Regions from separate parts of the Homo sapiens genome. Here region 2 is linked to region 1. Evidence: read pairs that join two places in POLR2A ChIA-PET (ENCODE). Cell type or tissue: HepG2. All regions are shown on one strand.

What was found. Peaks named below come from ENCODE experiments on the same cell type or tissue, not always from the same donor. Only the 100,000 strongest peaks of a DNase experiment are listed, where the experiment ranks them.
Region 2: POLR2A ChIA-PET joins it to region 1 with 10 read pairs; 1 of 35 experiments calls an interaction of 5 or more read pairs at or near these places.

The regions. Positions count from the first base shown.
Region 1 is chr16:15,905,963-15,909,962 of GRCh38, forward strand. The region is part of intron 1 of LOC107984869 (a long non-coding RNA gene); the gene reads right to left. Among named protein-coding and RNA genes, the nearest start is that of CEP20, 19 kb to the left of the region's middle. In HepG2, no CTCF peak of the experiment used is centred here; a DNase peak (open chromatin) is centred at 2,279.
Region 2 is chr16:16,185,713-16,189,712 of GRCh38, forward strand. It overlaps ABCC6 (ATP binding cassette subfamily C member 6), which reads right to left. Exons shown (of 31, transcript NM_001171.6): 13 at 3,119-3,262; 14 at 1,412-1,499. Among named protein-coding and RNA genes, the nearest start is that of ABCC6, 36 kb to the right of the region's middle. RefSeq lists a silencer at 688-861. In HepG2, a CTCF peak has its summit at 1,824 (motif pointing right); a DNase peak (open chromatin) is centred at 1,849.

The DNA.
Region 1 (4,000 bases):
CATGCCATGCTCAACATGGGGCAGCTTGACAGGGGCTGGAGGACCCACTTTTTTTTGGTTGTCTCTGAGATATAATTTACATGCCATAAATTTCACCATGTGAAACCATACAATTCAATGCTTTTTAGTATATTCACAGGATTGTACAACTATTGCTATCTAATTCCACGATATTTCCTTTTCCCTAAAAAGAAATCCTATACTTATCTGGATGTGGTGGCGCACACCTGTGGTCCCAGCTACTCGGGAGGCTGAGACAGGGGGATCAATTGAGCCCAAGAGTTCCAGGCTGCAGTGAGCTATGATCGCACCATTGCACTCCAGCCTGGGTGACAGAATGAGACCCTGTTTCTAAACAACAATGACAAGAACAACAACAACAGAATATATACCATTAGCAGTCTCTTCTATTCCCTCTTCCCCTAGTCCCTGGAAACACTCATCTATCTTCTGTCTTTATAGATCTGTCTGTTCTAGACACTTCAAATGGAATATACACTACGTGGCCTATTGTGTCTGGCTTCTGTCACTGAGTACAATGTTATCAAGATTCTGGAAGACCCACTTTGTGGATGGCTCAGTCACATGGCTGGCAATTTGGTATTTGCTGTCAGGTGGGAACTCAGCCAGGGCTGTGGGCAGGGATCCCATTTCTTCTCTATGGGGGCCCCCTCCACGGGCTGCTTGAGCTTCCTTATGGCATGGTGGTTGGGTTCCAAGATGGAGCATCCTAACAGAGCCAAGTGGGAGCTTTTCATATCTTTTTTTTTTTTTTCAATTGAGACAAAGTCTCACTGTCACCCAGGCTGGTGTGCAGTGGCATGATCTTGGCTCACTGCCACCTCCACTTCCTGGGTTCAAGTGATTCTTGTGCCTCAGCCTCCTAAGTAGCTGGGACTACAAGTGAGCGCCACCACGCCCAGCTAATTATTGTATTTTTAGTAGAGGCTAGGTTTGCCATGTTGGCCAGGCTGGCATATTTATTAAAAAAAAAAAAGAGAGAGAGAGAGAGACAGGGTCTTGCTTGTTGCCCTTGGCAGGTCACAGCCCAGTCCACTCCACTCCTCCATGGTCTTGAACTCCTAGTCTCAAATGATCCTCCTGCCTCATCCTTCCAAAGTGCTGAGATTACAGATGTGAGCCACGATGTCCGGCCAGCTTTTCACCTTTTATGACCAGTTTCAGAAGTCACACCATGTCACTTCCACAGTAGCCTCAAGCTCGTCTGGATTCAAGGGAAGGGAACACAGACCACCCTTCACAACAGGAGTGTCAAAGTCACCTTGTTTGCGTTTTAACTTTTCATTAATGCATTCATTCATTCAAAAGATATTATTGGCCAGGTGCAGTGGCTCAAACCTATAATCACAGCACCTTGGGAGGCTGAGGCGGATGGATCACCTGAGGTCTGGAGTTAGAGACCAGCCTGGCCAACATGGTGAAACCCCGTCTCTACTAAAAATACAAAAATTAGCTGGGTGTAGTGGCATGCGCCTGTAATCCCAGCTACTTGGGAGGCTGAGGCAGGAAAATCGCTTGAACCCGGGAAGTGGAGGTTGCAGTGAGCCGAGATTGCGTCATTGCATTCCAGCCTGGGTGACAAGAGTGAAAATCCATCTCAAAAAAAAAAAAAAAAAAAAAAAAGTCACACCATGTCAGTTCCACAGTAGCCTCAAGCTCATCTGGATTCAACGGAAGGGAACACAGGCCACCCTTCTCAATAAGAGTGTAAGATCACTTTGTTTACATTTTAACCTTTTATTCATGCATGCGTTCATTCAAAAGATATTATTGAGCATCTACTCATGAATGAATAATTGTGGCCACTTTTGGAAAATACAAGTGCTACAGCTTCCCTGAGAAGATGATGTTGGGGCTGACAGCTGAAGGATAAGCAGGTGTTACTTAGGCACAGGTATGGAAGAGCATTCAAAAAACACAGAACAACGTGTTCAAAAGACCCGGGGGAACAATTAGCACACTGGAGGAACTTAAGGCGGCCTTGAGTGGCAGAGGCAGAGAGAAAGGCACTTGTCTGTTGTGTGCTTTCCATGACTGCTGTTTCCACTCAGCCTTCATTGTCCATTTTTTCAGAAACAGTACCCTAAATTCCCTTTGGGGAACCATTGACTCACCCGCCCTCAGCCCTCTCAGTGGGGCTGGCTGCAGGGGTGGGTGTTAAGACCCAGGTCTAGCCATTCAAGACAGTTCACCCAGCCTCGCCAGTCTCACTGATTGGTTCGGGTGTGGTCATGTGACACTCAGAAGGGCCAATGAGGCTCAAACCCAAGACATCTGCTGCAGCTATTGGACAAGACAGAGTGTATTGCCTTGGGGTTGCTAGGTAGGATAGAGGCAGGAGTGGTTGGGTGTCACCTTTGCCTCTGCCAGAGAATAACCTGTTGAAATGACACCAACAAAGAGAAAGTAGAACGAAGTGACACAGACCATTGAGCTCCTGGACTATGACCAAAGCCAGCTCTGCCACTGGACATTTTAGATTCATGGGCCAATACATGATGGTTTAGGCTAATTTGAATTTCTGTCACCTGGAATCAAGAGTACTGTTTAAAGGCACCATCGGTGGGCGCAGTGGCTCATGCCTGTAATCCCAGCACTTTGGGAGGCCGAGGCGGGTGGATCACCCGAGGTCAGGAGTTTGAGACCACCTTGGCCAAAATGGCGAAACTCCATCTCTACTAAAAATACAGAAAATAGCCGGGCATGGTGGCACGTGCCTGTAATCCCAGCAACTAGAGGGTCTGAGGCAGGAGGATGGCTTGAACCTGGGAGGCAGAGGTTGCAGTGAGCCATGATTGTGCCACTGCACTCCAGCCTGGGCAACAGAGTGAGACTCCATCTCAAAAAACAAACAAACAAACAAATAAATAAATAAAGACACTATGGTTAGGATTTTTCTCTTCCTGTCCCTAACTACACATTCTCCATTCCTGGTTCTTACGTACCACTTCAGAAGCCTCCAGCACTTCATCTGGCCTCTCTTCCTTCTCTCTCTCTTTCATTTCTTATTTTTTTTGAGACAGAGTCTCGATCTGTCACCCAGGCTGGAGCGCAGTGGCGCAATCTTGGCTCACTGCAACCTCCACCTCCAAGGCTCAAGTGATCCTCCAGCCTCAGCCTCCTGAGTAGCTGGGATTACAGGCACACACCACCACTCCAAGCTAACTTTTTGTATTTTTAGTAGAGACTGGTTTTTGCCATGTTGCCCAGGCTGGTCCCAAACTTCTGGCCCCAAACTTCTGGCAGATCAAGTGATCCACCTACCTCGGCCTCCCAAAGTGCTGGGATTACAGGTGTGAGCCACTGCATCTAGCCTTCTCTCTTTTTTTTGTGATCAATAAATGTTTGTTTATTGCATCTTGGTCTGAATGTCATATTAAATTTGGGGTTCCAAAAAACTCTAGAAAACATTTATGAGAACTTGGGAGGTGGAGGTTGCAGTGAGCCGAGATCGCGCCACTGCACTCCAGCCTGGGTGACAGATTGACACTTCGTCTCGCCAAAAAAAACAAACAAACAAAAAAAAAAAACAAAAAAAGAAAAAAAGAACTAAATGTCCCTGAATATAAAATGGTAGGTAAGAACAGTAATTGGCTTGTCGATCAATGATGAATCAAACAGAAAATGCGTGACAGATTATGGGGAAGTTTAAAATGTCCAAATATTATGTCCCAGAAGAATTTGTCTAGATAATAGATCTTCCTCAGTCCCTTTCAGGGGATGGATGGATAGTGGACATACTTGGGCAGGTTTATTCAGGGTAAGCTGGAGGAATGTGTCAAATAGGTAGCTACCTATCTGATTTACTTTCATCCTATTTTTTCTGCTCTTAAAACAAAATAACCTCCTATTGGTTAAACTTTTTTTTTTTTTTGGTTGCAAATCAAACTCTCTTACTGGTTTTAAAATATCAATTTCTTTTCTTTTTCTGTTTCTTTTTTTTTTTGAGGCGGAGTCTCACTCTGTGACCCAGGCTGGA
Region 2 (4,000 bases), 280 kb after region 1:
AGGCGGAGGTTGCAGTGAACCAAGATTGCACCACTGCACTCCAGCCTGGATGACGGAGTAAGACTGTGTCTCAAAAATACTACTGCTACTACTACTAATTATTATTATTATTTCACTGTGATAACAAGTGTAATTAGATTAGTGGTTCTTGATCCTTAAGACGTAGTTAGAATTGCCTGAAAGATTTTCTAAAAATCAAAGCTCTCATGGCTTAGCCCAGATCAATTAAATTCATCGTCACAATTAGCTGCTATAACGATTAACATGCCCATTTTGGAGATGGGAACACGGAAGCTCAGAGAGATGATCTACTTGTCAGGATCACCCAGCTAGTCAGTGCTGGGGCTGGGATTTGGACCTGGGCAGTTGAATGCCACAGGCTCGGCTTCTTACCACTATGTGGGTGTTTTCCAGGTACACAGTTTGCCCAGGTTCTTCAGTGCAACAAGGGGGAGGGTGTCTTGGCCCGTGGCATAAAAGAAGGATGGGGTGGAGGGGGAAGCCCAGGTAACTTGAGCTTGGTAAGTCTCATCGTGCAATGGTGCTTGAAATGCTGCTATTTTCCAGCTTGATCAAAATGCTGTCATGCTTATTACCTGGGACTTTCTGCATGAGGACAAGGACCTGGTCTGTTAGAGCAGGAGTCCTCAACCCCCAGGCCACAGACTGGTACCAGTCTGCAGCCTCTTAGGAACTGGGCCATACAGCAGGAGGTGAGCGCAGGGCAGGTGAGCAGAGTGTCATCTGTGTTTATAGCCACTCCCCATCACTCCCATCACCGCCTGAGCTCCACCTCCTGCCAAATCAGCAGCAGCAATAGATTCTCAAAGGAGCACGAACACTTGTGAACTGTGCATGTGAGGAATCTGGGTTGCGTGTTCCTTATAAGAATCTAATGCCTGATGATCTCTGTCTCCCATCACCCGCTTTGGGGCCATCTAGTTGACGGAAAGCAAGCTCAGGGCTCCCACTGGTTCTACGTTATGGTGAGTTGTATAATTATTTCATTATATAGTACAATGTAATAATAATAAAGGGCACAATAAATGGAATGTGTTTGAATCATCCCAAAACCACGCGCCTCTCCCCGGTCCGTGGGAAAACTGTCTTCCACAAAACCAGTCCCTGGTGCCAAAAAGCTTGGGGACCACTGTGTTAGAGTGTTCCCTGTTGTACACCCAGGATGGTACAAAGTGGGCGCTCAGTGAGTGGTCGCTGAATGGCTAGCAGAAAGAAGAGCAGCACGGTGCCAGTTTCCAAGTGACACGCAGATGGCGTGATCTGCACGTGTCATCCATTGCCCGCAGCCCCCATCTCCCCCCAGTACTGATGCTGGCTTGCCATTATGGGCTGGGGTGGCCCCCACATCCCCCATCCCTCCCACACCCCTCCTGCCAGACTCAGCACTCACCGCTTCCAGAGGAACTTGAGTCTACGACACCAGGGTCAACTTCTTCCAGGCAGAGGAAGGTGACCAGACGGTCAAAGGACACCCGGGCCTAGGAAAACCGAAGCCGCAGGTCACCCAGCAAGAAGAGCAAAGAACTCAGGTTTTGGGTGTCGGTGTCTCAAGATGTGTGGCAACAGCTTCCTGTCTACCAAGCTCTGTGCATAGGAGGCGTGAGGACAAAGCTTTCTAGTTCATGGGAAACGATGCAACCCGAGTGGTGACCTTGATGGTGGTGATCTCCCACCTCTGCGATCCTACAAATCAGTGACACCGAAGCAAGCCAGCTGCCATTCTGCAGACAAGATCTGGGAAGAGGATGGTGGCTTTTCCAATAAGGTTATCAAGCCATTGTGTGGAACAATTTCAAATGTTGTCCACCTGGGGGCGCTCTCTCCCAGTCACAAACCCATCTTTGGGGAAGAAAGAGACCAGTCGTTAAAATAGAGATTAGGCCAGGTGCAGCGGCTCATGCCGGTAATCCCAGCACTTTGGGAAGCCAAGTGCAGGAGGATCACTTGAGGCCAGGAGTTGGAGACCTGGGGAACATAGCAAGACTCTTTGTTTCTACAAAAAATTAAAAAAATTAGCCGGATGTGGTGGCCCATGCCTGTAGTCCCAGCTACTCAGGAGGCTGGGAGGTAGAAGCATCACTTGAGTCCAGGAGTTTGAGCATGCAGTGAGCTGAGATCGTGCCACTGCACTCCAGCCTGGGTGACAGAGTGAGACACTGTCTCAATAAATAAATTAAATAAATAAATAAATAAATAAATAAATAAATAAATAAGGCGGCCAGGCGCGGTGGCTCATGCCTGTAATCCTAGCACTTTGGGAGGCTGAGGCGGGCTTATTACATGAGGTCGGGGGTTCAAGACCAGCCTGGCCTGGCCAACATGGTGAAACCCTGTCTCTACTAAAAACACAATAAATAAATAAATAAGACTGGGTGCAGTGGCTCATGTCTGTAATCAGCACTTTGGGAGGCCAAGGTGGGCAGATCACCTGAGGTCAGCGGTTCAAGACCTGCCTGGCCAACATGGTGAAATCTCATCTCTACTAAAAATACAAAAAAAAAAAAAAAAATTAGCTGGGCATGGTTGTGCATGCCTGTGGTCCCAGCTACTTGGCAGGCTGGGGCAGGAGAATCACTTGAATCTGCGAGGTAGATCTTGCAGTGAGCCGAGATTGCACCACTGCACTCCAGCCTGGGTGACAGAGTGAGACTCCATCTCAAATAAATAAATAAATAAAAATAAAAAATAAAAAACATGGAGATGGCTCAGGTATGCCGCCGTTTCTTGTTTTCACCATGCTGAAAGGACTAGAGATAGCAAAGGAAGAGAAACAAAATCGCTTTGTATAAAAAAGGGAACTGACATGATTGCTTGTATGTGGAATTGCTGGGCAGATGGACAAGTATGCATGTTCTGAGGTGTGTGTGGAAAGGTCTGCACATTGCCCTCCAAAGGCTGACCCCTTCCAGATGTATTTGCTGTACTCTCTGCCCGCCTCTGTTCTTGCCCCTACCCGCCTCTTTTCCAGCTCCACACCATCCCTCTCCCTCCCACTCTGTCTTCCCTCTCCTCTGCAAATGGCAGGGGTAGGGAAGCTGGAGCCAGGTGTAGCCCACGCACTCTCCCAGGATGGCTCCAGCCCTTGCACCCACCTCACCTGGACGAGGGAGTGGATGGAGAAGGGCAGGAAAGCCTGGGCCTTGTTGAGGATGTTGAGAACTGTGAGAGTCACAAAGGCTTTCTCTGCATTCATAGCATTCTCGGCCACCAGAGTGTGGACAGCAAACACCACCAGTGCGACCTGGGGGGTGGGGGGGACACGTGGGGCAACAGTGAGACACGCAAGCATGGATAGGGCAGCCTGGGCAAGCTGTGGTGCCTGCACGGTCCATGTGGCCCACCCGCCATGTCCGCATGTGCTTCCCTCCGTAGATCCCACTCCCAGTCCTGCTAACACATGTCCTCTCCGCAGTCATAAGCTACATAAGGCTCTCTCTAAAGACACAGCGCATTGCTAATGGTGATGAGTGCGCAGCCCCACGGCTCTAGGCATCACTAGAACCTAGGGGAGAACCTAATGCCTCTAGGTTCCAGGCATCGGGGGACAGCAGAGTTTTTGATCTTGGTAGCCCTGTTGTTCTAGACGTGGTGGAACTTGTGATTCTAGAGTCCCTTGGAAGATGACTCTAAAGTTGCAGGCAGGAGCAGCACTTGAGGGCTCTAGGTGTTGGTGCCATTTGTGGTGCTTTTTTTTTTTTTTTTGAGATGAAGTCTTGCTCTGTCGCCCAGGCTGGAGTACAGTGGCATGATCTCGGCTCACTGCAACCTCTGCCTCCTGGGTTCAAGTGATTCTCCTGCCTCAGACTCCCAAGTAGCTGGGATTACAGGCGCCCGCCACTGCAACCAGCTAATTTTTGTATTTTTAGTAGAGACAGGGTTTCGCCATGTTGGCCAGGCTGGTCTTGAACTCCTGACCTCAGGTGATCCACCCACCTCGGCCTCCCAAAGTATTGGGACGACAGGCATGAGCCACCACACC